Regions from separate parts of the Homo sapiens genome. Here all the other regions are linked to region 3. The links are chromatin loops, found by intact Hi-C in ENCODE. Cell type or tissue: heart right ventricle. All regions are shown on one strand. Region 1 holds the start of ECM2 (extracellular matrix protein 2). Region 2 overlaps CENPP (centromere protein P). Region 3 holds the start of ASPN (asporin).

Evidence for each region. Hi-C counts contacts between places; a loop is a spot of excess contacts. Peaks named below come from ENCODE experiments on the same cell type or tissue, not always from the same donor. Only the 100,000 strongest peaks of a DNase experiment are listed, where the experiment ranks them.
Region 1: a loop joins it to region 3, with 2.4 times the contacts of the local background. A loop is called at or near these places in 7 of 110 quality-filtered maps.
Region 2: a loop joins it to region 3, with 2.9 times the contacts of the local background. A loop is called at or near these places in 10 of 110 quality-filtered maps.

What each region holds. Positions count from the first base shown.
Region 1 is chr9:92,534,785-92,539,784 of GRCh38, reverse strand. The region is part of intron 5 of CENPP (centromere protein P); the gene reads right to left. ECM2 (extracellular matrix protein 2) reads left to right here and starts at 3,795. Exons shown (of 10, transcript NM_001393.4): 1 at 3,795-3,852. RefSeq lists a silencer at 224-518. In heart right ventricle, no CTCF peak of the experiment used is centred here; no DNase peak of the experiment used is centred here; H3K4me3 peaks cover 2,185 bases; H3K27ac peaks cover 4,245 bases.
Region 2 is chr9:92,598,617-92,603,616 of GRCh38, reverse strand. All of the region lies in intron 5 of CENPP (centromere protein P), which reads right to left. Among named protein-coding and RNA genes, the nearest start is that of ECM2, 65 kb to the right of the region's middle. In heart right ventricle, no CTCF peak of the experiment used is centred here; a DNase peak (open chromatin) is centred at 2,647; H3K27ac peaks cover 5,000 bases.
Region 3 is chr9:92,480,575-92,485,574 of GRCh38, reverse strand. The region is part of intron 5 of CENPP (centromere protein P); the gene reads right to left. ASPN (asporin) reads left to right here and starts at 3,069. Exons shown (of 8, transcript NM_017680.6): 1 at 3,069-3,282. In heart right ventricle, no CTCF peak of the experiment used is centred here; no DNase peak of the experiment used is centred here; H3K4me3 peaks cover 2,299 bases; H3K27ac peaks cover 4,418 bases.

The DNA of each region.
Region 1 (5,000 bases), 54 kb before region 3:
TTGGGAAAGTAAGTTCAGCTAAAGTAAATGAAGCAACTGTAACACTTTAGTATAGCTTAAAAGGCATTTGAACTATGGGCCAAGAGGTCAGTCCTAGAACAAAGTCCATACTACTCCTCCCCTCACTTAGCATCCTCTCCATCTTCCTCCTACCAATCTAGCCACTAACCCTGCTTATCTTCCAGAAATTTAGGTTAAACAAGACCAAGAGCCTTCAAAGCCCTTAGTAAGTAGGCTATACTTAATTTCTGCAAACCCAAGGACTGCAAAACTCTACTCTGCATCAACTGAACGCAAATCAATCACTTTAATTAAGCTGAGCCCTTACTAGATAAATGGGACTCAAACCCATAAAAATGTAGTTAACAGCTAAATACCCTAATCAACTGGCTTCAATCTACTTCTTCCACAGGCAGTGGGTTGGGGTGGGGGGTGGGGGAGCGGGGGAAGGCGGGAGAAACCTGGCAGGATTGAAGCTGCTTCTTTGAATTTGCAATTCAACATGAAAGTCACCTCCGGGCTGGTAAAAAGAGGTTTAGCCTCTGTCCTTAGATTTACAGTCTAATGCTTTACTCAGCCATTTTACCTCGCCCTACTCCACTTACGTTGGCCAACCGTTGACTATTCTCAACTAACCATAAAGATACCGGAACATTGTACCTAATATTCAGTGCGTGGGCAGGGGTTGTAGGCACAGCTTTAAGCCTCCTTATTCGGGCTGAACAAGGTAAAACTAATTTCTGAGTATGGCCCTACTTAAAATTTCCAAAATTTACCTTTATTTGGGTATTAATATCTACAAAGCTGTCATATGGTAGACAATTGCATCCTTAAAAAAAACCCCAATTTATTGGTACTCTAGACAATCAGGAAAAATACTGAAAAGGTGATTTTACTTAAATATCACCTGAAAGAAATGTCCTAGAGTCTAAATCTTCATAGGCAGATGGCCCTGTGGCACGGGTAATGCTCACTCTGCTCATGTTGTTTGGTGACCAATACCACATTCCTGCAGAGTGTTGTCAGAACCAAGTTTTGGGACATAATCATGTCTGCAATAATAAAGGGGGTAGGAGAAACCATAATACCAGCATTTTCCATGTGCTAGTGTGGTTAAAATAGTTTCTGCAAAAGGACTCATGTAACAGTCCATTAAACCACAAAATTTTAGAGCAGGAACCTCAGAAATTATAAAATTTGGTTTTCTGCAACCTTCTCAATCTCATCGTGGTAATTACTGGTATTCCTCAGTGCTGTTACTTTAAGAGTTACTTCTTTTTTGATTGTTTGTATTCTTTTTAAGTTATTCTTATCTGATTATACAAAGCTCAAAACATGATAAAAATATAAAAGAACATAGTAAAAGTCTCGCTGTAATTACTGTTAATATTTTGTTGTTTATTCCTTCCAATTTGTTCTCTAGTAAAATGCTAAATTACATACATCAAAAGAAGGTAAGATCATAATACATGTACAGTTTTGAAAATCTCTTTATTCCTGGTATAGCATGGACAACTATGCATGGTGGTATTAATGGAGTTACTTCTGTTTCTCCAAATAGCTTTATGGTAAGCCCACTTTGTTCTCTATCTATACACAACTGGGTTAACTTTTTTTCTAATCCATGGTTACAGTACTTCAGAGTACTTCCTTGAAGGCACACTTTTGTACAGAAAGAGGTGTTTCTACAATGGGTTCCTAGAGGTGAAATGGTAGGACAGACAGCATAGCTACTGTTCAGCTGTCCTCAAGGAAGAGGAGAGTTTCTGTTTTCCCTACACACTGGCCAACACAGCATATCATCAACATTTTTTTCCCCCAAAAAACAATGTATGTATTTCAAATCAGGCCATGATTTTTGATTAGCAGTGGTCTTCAAGCTTGATTGAGCATTGGCATTATTTGGGTAATTTTTCTACCCCCAAAGTTTTGTCAGCAACATCTCACTATGGTAGTGAAAAAATAACCTTCCTGTTTTAATTTACTTTTCTTGACTGTTACTGAGATTGAGAAATCTTCCTCTTCTGTTTTATTGACCACTGACATTTCCTCTTCTATGAACTGCCTGTTTAATGGTGTTTGCTCATTTGTACTCATCTTTTTCTTTTCTTTTCTTTTCTTTTTTGAGATGTAGTCTCGCTCTGTTGCCCAGGCTGGAGTGCAATGGCACAATCTTGGCTCACTGCAACCTCCGCCTCCTAGGTTCAAGTGATTCTCCTACCTCAGCCTCCTGAGTAGCTGGGACTACAGGCATGTGCTACCATACTCGGCTAATTTTTGTACTGTTAGTAGAGACGGGGTTTCACATGTTGGCCAGGCTGGTCTCAAACTCCTAACCTCAGGTGATCCACCTGTCTCTGCCTCCCAAAGTGCTGGGATTACAGGTGTGAGCCACTGCACTCAGCTAGTTTTACATTTTTAAAAATAGATATCATTTTCCTTATTTTTAGGAAGTTGAGTGGCTTATGTATTTAGTCCCTTATCTTGATTCAGTCTATCTAGGTCATTTTACAAAATCCTGATTCAGTCTAACCACGTCATTTAAACAAATATTTAGCTCCTCTTTGCCAAATGATTTGGACCCCTGAAATAACGATATAAGAATTTCAGGCCAGGTGCGGTGGCTCATGCCTGTAATCCCAGCACTTTGGAAGGCCGAGGTGGGTGGATCACATGAGGTCAAGAGTTCGAGACCAGCCTGGCCAACATGGTGAAACCCCATCTCTACTAAAAAAAAAAATACAAAAATTAATCTGGCATGGTGGCAGGCGCCTTTAAGCCCACCTACTCGGGAAGCTGAGGCAGGAGAATCCCTTGAACCTGGGAGGCGGAGGTTTCAGTGTGCTGAGATCACGACATTGCACTCTAGCCTGGGCAACAGAGCAAAAACTCCCGTCTCAAAAAAAAAAAAAAAATTTAAAAAATAGTTCTAAAATTACCTAGTCTAGGATAGGCACTGAGTTAGGACCTTCATATCTGTTATTCCTTTTATTTTCAGAAAAATTTGAAAGGTATCACCCTAGTTTTACAGAAGAGTGAACTTTGGTCAGAAACATTAAGTAACTTACTCAAGGTCCCTCATAAACAGCAGGGTTGCGCTTGGAATCCTGATCTGTCTCTAACTTCTCATTTGCAGATAAAGAAACTGAGGCCAAAGTACACAACTAATTTGCCAGCGTAACAGGTAATTAGGAGCCACACAGCTCCCTTTCACATTTTCTTTCTATTATTTCATGGTTAGAAGTTACATAATTTCCACTGATATTAATACGTAACCATTTTTTTGTTGTTGTCGTTTTGTTAGTATTGTGTGTGAGATCGAGGTGGGTGGGCAGATGAGTTAAATATTATTAATCCAATTTAAAATAGATTCCAGATATACACAGCCTTTAGCTGACGAGAATATCATCCCTATAATCTGATAAAGCTCAAGTGACATCATCCTGGCTAGTATAAACTTTAACATTTTTAATGCGAATAGTCTATGAAAACCACAGATTTCTTAATCAAGCTCATTTTTGTGTTTCCAACTCTGCCTTTTCAGCCTGCAAACAAAATGCTCTTCCCCCACACCCACTGCTGTTTTCTACTTTTCTTATGATTAAAAAAAATATTTCCCTTGGTAACCATTTTCCCTGGTTACTTTCTTGGCTGATTTTCTGCACAAAGAACTGAAAGGCATTTATCCCCAAGGGAGGCAGTTATTTTAGATTTTACTAAGAAGTTCAGCAAATACTTTTCAACATTCCCTTCTGTCCTTTCTTTGTTTTTAAAGAAAGCTCTGATTTTGTTTCATTTTCAGCTGGAGACTTAAATGACACCAAGCAAAGCCTACTTAGTTTAGATCTCCAGGTAAAAAAGTTTTAAATTTTAAGTTTCTACTTAGCATGTGGAATGGTTTTAATATTTGGGTATTTTATTTCACAACTGTTTAACTCTTGAGTAAATTAGCTCGTTACTAATAGATTTTTAAAGTTCAAAGTATGCATTATTCTGTTTGTTTTTTTCACGATGTACTTCCCAAGTATTTCAGACCTTGTATACTTAGTATTAAATTATTTTTATATGTTTAGGTGGAATTATGTGTTCAATAGAAGTATAAATTGGTTTGAAAATATTATTAATTTTTAAGTCCTAAAAGAACATAAATAATTCAAAATATTTTTCATTTTAAATCTGTTGAATGAAGTGAAAATAGATAATAGACATCTCATGACTTCATGTAGAATTTTAAAATTCTAAATTAATATTTTTAAAGTTTACTTAAGATAACTGGTAAGAAATTTTAAATGAAGAAAAATAAGTTAATCAAGGTTTATAAATAATATTTAATGTTGGGATAAACACAGTAAGTGCTAGAAGGAAAAAAATTACTTGATAAAAATGATACTATGATTGGAATCCCAGAAAATTTACCTCTAGGAGGCAAACACTCAATTACGAAGTTGTTTATGAAAGCAAATATTAAGTGCAAAGCAAAATTCTGTATATCAATGAAAATAATGAGGGCCTAAGCATTAATAGTAAAATTAGTATTGAGAGACCATTTCCTAAAATGTATTTAAACACTGTAGTGAGACTGTTTAGATACTGATTTTGTCAAAATTCAAATAGCTCTGTAAGTTTATTTCTGTGCCTATCTATTTAGATTTCTGGGTAAGTAAAAGTGAGTCAATTTGGGGGAAAAAAAGAAAGAGAGGTAGTTTCCAGAATGAGGATACTGGGAGAGAGGGGTGTGCTCAGAATGGCCACAGCTGGCACATTCACACTCCTAAGCACTCAATCAGGCAATGCCCCATAAGTGAGTGCTTTCAGGATGCCTCAGGACAGCAGGATGCCTGAGACCCTCATGAGAGTTTAACTCTAGAGCCTCGAGGTCTAGGCCCTGACTCCTCACAACAGGATGGAAGGTCTGCACATACAATTGTTAATGCAAGAAAATTTCAATGTATACATTTCATGCATTGCAGAGCACTTATGATATCCATCAGAGCACACTT
Region 2 (5,000 bases), 120 kb before region 3:
AGTGTAGGCAGGAAGGTGGGGAAGTGCACAGGGATCGCTGAGGAGGGAGTGGGCAACAGCTCCTGCAGCATCTGGTGAAAGTAGCAGAGACATGTCTGTTGGACTTGGCACTGTGGGTGTCTTGGTGAGTGTACCACCACACCCCTGCTCTCCACGCACAAGACTTCTGAGAGAAGTATGATAAACTTCAGAAAGGTTTAGAAATGCCTACAGCAGGAGCACTGGGAAGAACAATGATCTGCCCTCATTTCAGAAAGAAAACTGACAAATACAAAGGCACCTCTGTGCCAGACACTGGTCTAGGTTCTTCACACATTACCATGCGTATGATCTTATGTGTGTTAGACAATCAAACCATTACCGAGTGAACAGGTACTGCCGGGGCCCTGGGGCCTGCACAACTGCCCTGCCTGGGACAAGGGGCCTTTGTCCCACCTCAGCCCACTTAGCTGTTGATTGGCTATATGACTTTGAGAAATCCCTTTTAAACTCTCTGAGCCTCAGTCGTGTTTTTACAGTTTAATTTGAGGCTGGGTGTGGTGGCTTATGCCTGTAATCCCAGCACTTTGGGAGGCCAAGGCGAGCGGATCACGAGGTCAAGAGATCGAGACCACCCTATCCAACATGGTGAAACCCCTTCTCTACTAAAAATACAAAAATTAGCTGGGCGTGGTGGCGCCCATCTGTAATCCCAGCTACTCGGGAGGTTGAGGCAGGAGAATCACTTGAACCAGGGAGTCAGAGGTTGCAGTGAGCCGAAATTGCGCCAAAAAAAAAAAAAGTTTAATTTGAATGTAATTTTGAATTTACAGAAACAGTATACGAGGAGAATGAGAAGCTGCCGCCTGTTCACACCGCCTGTCACCTCCCTCTGTGTTGCGCCATGCTGAGACATGGTACCCCTCGCCCCTGGACACACACAGGGTTTTTCCCCAATTGAGCAGATCTCCTATGTGACCAAAACATACTTCTCCAAACCAGAACGTGCCCCTTCAGATGTCCCCAGCTGTCCCAACTGCGTCTCTCCTTCCTTGTCCCCTCAGGCCCCAGCATGGCTGGTCTTGACAGCCTGGGTGCAGCTGCTGGCACCACAGATTGCTGAATCTGGGCCTAACGCTGCATATCCATGCTGAGTTGATGCCAGGTTTGGAGCCCCATGGAAATGCTGCCTGTGTGCCTCAGACGCGGCCCCACCACTGTGCTCCATGGGATGTCCTGAGACCACTGTCCACTCCTGAGTCTGAGACCCTATGATGGCTCATGGCAACACCAACGACAGTGAGGGTCCCAAAAGGTGGCTTTCCGTTTCCATCATTCCTCCCGCATCTGTTGGCTTTCTACCAGCAGAAAGAGCTTCTCCTTTTCCCTTATTCATTTGTATCAGTATCCACTCAGTCACTTGTTTATTCCATAGGCTGTAACCTGTTTAAGATCACTATTGGTCGTGATGCTCAAGCCCCCAGGTCTGGCCAGTATGAGCTCCTGTAAACTGCTCCTGGTTCTTCTGACACAGCCCCACCATTCTTTGAGGTCTTCCTACTCTCTGGCATCATCAGCTGTTCTAGGCTCATTTTGTACTTCCCTGCCCAGCTCTAGAATCAAAGGAGCTGACAGTATTTACAAACCAGGACCTGGGCTCGTTGCTCCTGGAGCTTCATTACTTCTAGGGCCTGTCAGTGGAAAGAGCTAGGAAGGACACACTGGTGTGTGCAGGTGCATGAGCCACTTGCAGCCACTTCCACCCCTGTCTGTGCACACCCATATTCAAAACACGCAGGCACGAGCTCTCCCAGACACCTCAGTCTAGCTCTTTTGACATCTGTCAGTCGCTTTGCTGTTGGGGAGAGACTGTGTCCCTTCACCCTCAGTGTATCCCCTTGTTTGATCAGCCGATTTACAGTCTCCCAAGAGTGCCTGCTGTCCCCTCCCAGCCCACTCCTCTGTGGGCACATGGAGCGTGACATGGAGCTGACACAACGCAGTCATTTATCTGACACTGAGACTTTCCCGGGCCTAATACCAGGCCAGGCACCTCTGTCCTTTTGGTCACAGCGTGGCGTTTAAATGAGGGCTGGTACCCCCACGGGGGAGGCGAGATGGGGTTTTCAGATTCTCAAGAGCTCTAACATGGAAAGGACTGGATATTCGAGCACTTTGTATCATCACAATCATTTGAAGTAACAACTAACCGCCGGCAGCACCAGAAGCTCCCTTTGGAAATTTCCTGATTGGCACACCTAGCAGAAGAGAGTCCCTCACTGACACAGCGTCCGACTGAAATGTTAACAGAAATCCCCAGGCTACAAGGCTGGACAAAAGGTGCCTGACTTTTAAATCTTTTGATTACATACAGGATGGAAAGACTGTATCTCCAAGTCTAATTGTGTGGATTTTTAACCAGTTTTTCTAGACTCTATTTGTGTTTTTGAAGTAAATACGTCCATGTAGTGATACAAGCAGAAAGGAATGCAGTGGCTATGCTGCTGAATTGCCTCCTGTAAACCATATTAGCCTAACTTTCCTGGACGTGGTCCTGAGGCTCGGACACGCAAACACAGACCTAGCGACACACACGTCTGCCCCTAAGAGTCGTCTGGTTGGTAAAAAACAAGGGAGCACAGCAACTTGCTGGCTCAGGAGGCATCAGACCCACTTGTCTGACCCTGTGTGGGGACGGAAGTCAGAGATCAGTCGCCCTCAGTGGATGAACATGGGTGTCCAGGAAGGACCCCTCAGGGGACCTGCACCATCCACAAGACCATCCACAAAAATAACTGGGAACAGCTGAGGAGCTCTGTTAGAAGGATTGCTTGTCCACAGGGAGTTAAAAAATGTGTCCTAAATGTTGCTTAGTAAAACAAACAACCAGAAAAGCCTCTCTATTCCAAACCCATGGTGGGGCATAAACCTGGGAGAGCTGGAATGTCATTGCAGCACTTTGCCACAGGAGCAAAAACACAACCCCCACCAGAAGGGATGGCCGACCAGGGCATGACTTGCGCTGTCTTTCTGGTAGTGACTGATGCCCCAGAACCCTCGCAAGGGCTTGTGCCAAACATTCTCCATGTGCCCCAGCCCCAGTGGGGTGGCCCAGCCCTCAGCACTTACCTCATCTCCAGACCTTTGCAGAACAGACCAGCTGGGAGCCTCCATCCTCCCTTGACCCAACTTTTCTTGTTTGTACAGACTTGGGAAGAACCAGGGAAACCCAGAGTTGAAAGAGACCCACTCTACTGGAAATATATCCCAATGGCATTTTTAAAACGAAGAGCTGGGGAATTTTAATAAACAAACAGCAAATGCAAGCATGAATAATGGGCCTGTATGGACAGGAAGAGAGCCAGGGCAGGAGACAGCAAATGACAGGCCAGAAGCCAGATCCCACGCCCTTCTGTTCTTGTATGGAACCTCAAGCTAAACATGGTTGAAAAGAACTCCAAAGATTTCGTGACATGTGAAAATTACATTAAATGCAAACTTCAGACTTCAGTGTCTGTAATAAAGTTTGATTGGCACACAGCCACCCTCACTTAGGTATATACAGTCTGTGGCTGCTTTTGTGCTGAACTTAGTGACTGAGCAGACTACATGGCTGCAAAGCTTAAAACAGTTACTCCTTGGCCCTTTGCAGAAGACACGGACCAGGAAAGACCAGGGGAGGTGGGTCCCACTGGTCCCCCAGGGAAGCCTGTGGAGCTCCAGGCAGTTTGGATGTTCATGAGACACAGATAAACCAAAAGAGAGGCTGGAGGAGGCCACAGCCTAGGGGGAAAGTAATCTGACCATGTCTCGTAAATGGAGAAACATCTAGTGGGAGCTACACCATACTTTTAATAGTGCTTTCTCTTGGGAAGTGACTCTGAGAAACAGGAGGAAAGCAGATTAAAAAAACAACCACTGGGCCAGGCGCAGTGGCTCACGCCTGTAATCCCAGCACTCTGGGAGGCCGAGGCAGGTGGACCACGTCAGGTCAGGAGTTCAAGACCAGCCTGGCCAACATGGTGAAACCCCGTCTGTACTAAAAATACAAAAATTAGCCAGGCGTGGTGGTGGGAGCCTGTAGTCCCAGCTATTCAGGAGGTTGAGGTAGGAGAATCACTTGACCCTGGAAGGCAGAGGTTGCAGTGAGCCGAGATCGCACCACTGCATTCCAGCCTGGGTGACAGAGGGATACTCTGTCTCAAACAAAAACAAAAACAAAAACAAACAAAACAAAACAAAAACTACTGACCACACAATCCCTCCCGTATGGCACAGTGATAGTCTAGCCAGGGGCTGGTGTCGGACGGGGAGGTCTGTCCTGTGTGACCTTAGCCCCTAAGCCTAAGATGGACTTTTTTCTTTTTCTTTTCACCCTTTTTGTTTCCTGGGCTCCTTTCAGGGCCTGGTTTGGGCCATTTCTGTGCTTCTGAATAGTAAAATGGTTTTCAAACCCCTAGGGATGAAATTCCAACAGAAATCCCTTTATTCTCAACCATATTTCCACTTCCTTTTTTTTTTTGACACAGAGTCTTACTCTGGGTGTGGAATTCACTCCATCCCAGGCTGGAGTGCAGTGGTGCGATCTCAGTTCACTGCAACCTCCGCCTCTGGGGTTCCAGTGATTCTCCTGCCTCAGCCTCCCTAGTAGCTGGGATTACAGGTGCATACCACAATGCCTGGCTAATTTTTAGTAGAGATGGGGTTTCACTATTTTGGCCAGGCTGATCTCGAACTCCTGAGCTCAAGTGATGCACCTGCCTCGGCCTGCCAAAGTGCTGGGATTACAGGTGTGAGCCACTGCGCCTGGCCTCCTTGTAGTTTTTGCCATGTTTCATCATAGTTCATTTTAATTCTGTTAAGCTGGAAAAATTCCTCAAAAAAAAAAAAAACCCCTTCAGTTATTTGTTTTATAACTGAATATTTAAATTTCATTTATCTGTAATCTTTGTAATCTTTGCTTCTCATACAAATTTCTGTCTCAGGAGACAGGAAACAGTGTGTTCCGAGCTGGCCATGTG
Region 3 (5,000 bases):
GAAATCATACGAGAGCTTAGATTAGGCAATTTATTTTTATTTTCACGATGGTTAGCATATATAAGGCCAAAGGAAAATAAATTTGCATTAAAGTTCCTTTTATGGCAATCAATATTTTTATTCATAAACTGTCAGTACTGAGAATATTACTTTTTCAATTTTGTAATTTATCTTTGTGTTTGCAACATGTAAATTACTTGTGATTCCTAAATATACTGTTATAATGCAACTAGTTCTTCAATATTTAGACTAAGGCTCAATGAGGCAAAAATAAAACAATTTAAAAAGCATGGAGAAAAGAACTAGGTCCCCTCCATAGGACCCCTTTAGGAAACAAAAATGGAAGATTTTTCTCTTCACAATACTTGAGGGAAGAAGAGGTACACTGTTTCATTTGGAATGATAACCTGGAAAAGGGTGGAGATAAACTCCAGTTTCTTCCCAGATGGCACGTTCGTGCCTGCTGCACCATCTCTGGCAAATGTGAGGCAAAGCTTTCCATGTCACAGCCCCAAGATGGTGGAGGGTTGTGCCTGAGGCCTGCACCTTTACCACATTATCTGCAGAACAGAGTGAATAAGCCAAATATACTACCCCTAACCCCAGCATCTTATTCCAGGGCCTATTTCTTTCCCTAGGCCCTCTGACCAAAGATCGAAGCAAAATATCAGAGGAAGACTAGCTTAAGTCTCACAGTGGGGAGAAGGAAAAGTAGCTGTAACATATCTTTAGAAACACAATCTTACAGGAACTGCCTCTCAACTCTCTAGATATGGGAGGCAAAACTGCACCCAGAAAGGCCATGCAGGCAACTCGACTGAGGAGTGCCTTGGGTGGGTGACGTGGACAACATCCTGTGAGTATAGAAGAGAAAAACACAAGTCCCAGAGACAACAGTTGCCATGCAAAACCAGAAATCACAGACTGGGAAAGCCTAATTTTTAAAGAGAAGTTGAAATCTTATTTTTAAATACAGCAATTTCACCTAACAAAAATACATACACATGACCCCCAAATGACAGACTGAGGAACGTTCATAGTACCTCTCCAAAAGGTAATTAATCTAGTTGAATATATAAACAATTTGTGGCTTATTCATGTATGAGAATACTATACAGTGACAAGAATGAACTACTGTGTATCACAATGACACGAATGGATCTCAAAAGCATGTCACTGAATGAAAAAAGCCAGATGCAAAAGAGAATGCACAGTATGATTCCATTTATATAAAGTTCAGGAAATAACCTATGGTGCTGAACTCAGGCTGTGACTTGAGGAGTAAGAGGAGGGATTCTGGATGTATGAGAATGGAGTGTGAGGCTGGGATTTCTTGATTGGGGTCATTTTGTAAAAATTAATTGAGTTGTACCATTATGATATGTTTTTTTTTGGTAACATACACTTCAATAAACAGTTCAGAAACAAAACATTGTGCAGGACAAACTGAATTTGACCCAAGGGCTTCCTGTTTATGACTGTGTTCTGAAGGAATTTAGGCAAACACTAGATGCTCTGGATACAAAGATTTTAAAAATCCAGTTCATATTTTCATTATGTTCCCAATTCATCCAGTTAACAGATACATTTGCAACTGAAATATACTTGAATAAATGAGAATATGAGCATTCTAAACCAAACAGGAGGGCCGTCATTCCCTAAGGTGCTGCAGGGCTAGGATGGGGCCTGAGTTACAGAGGGCCACTAATGGGACTACCGAGCTGCCTGGAACTGTCAGCCTAGAGGTCCAAGGAGGAGTACTTTATTTAAGTGAGGGGAGGATGAACACATAGCCAGCTGCTATGCACATCTGAGGCACATGTATTCTTTAGGACTGTAGCTGCCTTGCTTAACACAATGTGTGCCATTTCTCTGGAGAGAGGGAACAAACGATGGTCAGACTCTTGATGACAGTAGAGAACAGGTCTTCTAACCCACTGGAAAAGCTCTTTGCTGGCCTCCAAATCTATACAACAGTTGGGAAGAACCATTGGGGTCACTTACAACAGTAAGTCCTTGCCACTAGGGTTAGAAAACTGTCCTCTCAGGCCGGCCATGGTGGCTCATGCCTGTAATCCCAGCACTTTGGGAGGCCGAGGCGGGCAGATCACGAGGTCAGGAGATCGAGACCATCCTGGCTAACACAATGAAACACTGTCTCTATTAAAAAACCAAAAAATTAGCCAGGCGTGGTGGCGGGCGCCTGCAGTCCCAGCTACTCGGGAGGCTGAGGCAGGAGAATGGCGTGAACCTGGGAGGCAGAGCTTGCAGTAAGCCAAGATTGCGCCACCGCACTCCAGCCTGGGTGACAGAGTGAGACTCCGTCTCAAAAAAAAAAAAAAGAAAACTGTCCTCTCTTGAAGGTCTTAGTTGATGTAGAATTGGGCAGTCTCTTGGGGATGAGTGGAAAGGGGGTACAAATAATGATTTATTTTCAGGAAATAGCATCTTCCCTGCTCTAAGTCTCCCTAAATGTCAGTGAGGCCATAGCTAATATTCTCTTGAAAAGGGAAAGTTGTATGCATCCTAAGAGGGTGTTACTTGGACATGCATGTGTGTCTGTGTTATATCACATATGTTGAGTCCAGGGAGCAGTTCATGGAGCCTCATCCATAGTTTCCCTGACATGCTATAGCAGTGCTAAAAGCTTAAAAAAAAAAAAAAGTCTGGAGAAGTATGCATAATGCAATAGCTACAGTCATTAGAAGAAAAAAAAAGTATGGTTCTTTCTCAGGTACATCTGAAGTTTGGGTATATACTTCAGTAATGTTGGTATCCTTTATTCAGATTGATAAATATTTTATTAGTCTATACAGGTTGAGTAATTTTTGAAATTGTAATTTACAAATATTCATTCACTTAAGAATCTAATATTTTTAAAACTAGGTATTTCTTGAATGACTCCGACTGCACTTTCAATGGCCAGTTGCCATGCATTATTAAACTTTCTTTTTTTTTCTTCTTCAGAATCTTCCAGTAGACGTCTAGAGTTTAGCTAGAAGTCTTGGCTACGATACAAACAGTGATGGAAAACACATGAGCAGTAACAAGTTTTAATCTTGCTCCTCAGTACTAACATGGACTAATCTGTGGGAGCAGTTTATTCCAGTATCACCCAGGGTGCAGCCACACCAGGACTGTGTTGAAGGGTGTTTTTTTTCTTTTAAATGTAATACCTCCTCATCTTTTCTTCTTACACAGTGTCTGAGAACATTTACATTATAGATAAGTAGTACATGGTGGATAACTTCTACTTTTAGGAGGACTACTCTCTTCTGACAGGTATGTTTCATGTCTATCTTACAAGTATCGATGTATACTTTACAGTCAATACTAAGGAGACATTAATGTTATTAATAAATGCTTATAAATAATAGGATAAAGTCCAAAGTTTATCTCTATAATTTCTTAAAAATCAGCATTTAAATACAAACCTAAATTTGTACCTAAAATTATTCTAGTTTTATGTCTTACCTATAATGAATGTATTTTAAATATAATTATGTGACTTTTTTTTTCAGCTAAGTGAAAACCTGTCATTATGCCTTACCATAAATGTTAACATGATTGATTTTAAAAGTCATCTAAATAAACATCTTGTATGTTTATCTAGGAAAATAACATTGCTATAATAATGATCATGAAGTTTGGGGATATCACAGCTATATTAAATGAAACAGTAAATATATTTTTCAATATTTAAAATATTTTCTAATGTGTATTTAAAATGTGTGAATTACTGAAATGTCAATTTTACTTATACATTTGAATATTCATTTTTTTCCTTGATAAATGTCTTCCTTATTATAATGAAATGGCACTGAAAAGTTCAAATGGAAATCTATTCAATTCCAAGAAAGAATACTTATCAGCAATAGTTTAGCTAGCACTATATTCAATATGAAAGATTAGGAAATTTTCACAGCATGTATACAGTCAGAATTTAACACTTTCAAAGATTTCCTTTGTCTACTCCCAAAGTAAATTTCTGATTAAATTTTAGATTAAAAAATTTAAGCAATGTATTCAATATTCTACTCCCTAGTAATCTAAATAGCGCACAGCATTCTTTCATGTTAATCTATTCAGAGGTGTGGCACCCAGGAAACAGTGGCCACATGGTGTAGGGACTGAGTCATAAAGAACCTGAGGGGGTTGTATTTCCCTAAAAATAAAGTTGTTTAAATCCAAGAATCAAGCTGTTAAAAGAAAGAAATGAAAAAAGAAAGAAAAATCGAGCACAAGCCCACACACATAAAAGGATCCTGATGTTTTTAGTTTGTTTTTTGGCATTAAGGAGTATAGTGTAGTAGTGGAAAGAACAGAGGATATATAGTCTTCTGTTACAACTAACTACTCAATTAAAAACAAATATTCTGATAACTGATCTGAGGTTTGAGACAAAAACAATTAACTTTACAAGCACAAGTCTTGAGGCACTGTGGGAAACATCATAAAAATGGAGAGGCAGTAGATTTTGTTTTTTAAGACAGTAGCTTGATTGCTAGACATGTGGAGAAATTAATGAAGGGCAAAATTAGTATAAAAGGAAGAACAGCTAGAATGCTTTGTCAGAATGCTAGTTATACTTCTAAGGTAAAATTAACTACTTTTTAAGGAAAGTGCTATCTTTATCAGTATCCATGAACAAATGGTACTGTGAATAAGTTTCCAAATGCATGTTGGACTTTTAACTCATTTGTTAGCTTACAAGACTATGCCTTGATTACATCTGAATTTGGTTTGGATTCCTTCGGTGAAATATATGGAGTATGTTATATCACATTTATATGCTGAAATCTGCTACTGGTACCTGTGAACTGATAGGCATGTTTAAACCCAGGGGAAAAGTTGCCAAGCGGGCCTTTAAACATGGGATTTAAAAGCACAGTGACTTATTTACCTAATAATAGTGTCTGAGAGGAAATACCATTTCACTTAGATAAACTTTCTAAGTTTGTAGACCAGTTAAATGGAAACAAGAAAGCTTATGTGCTTCT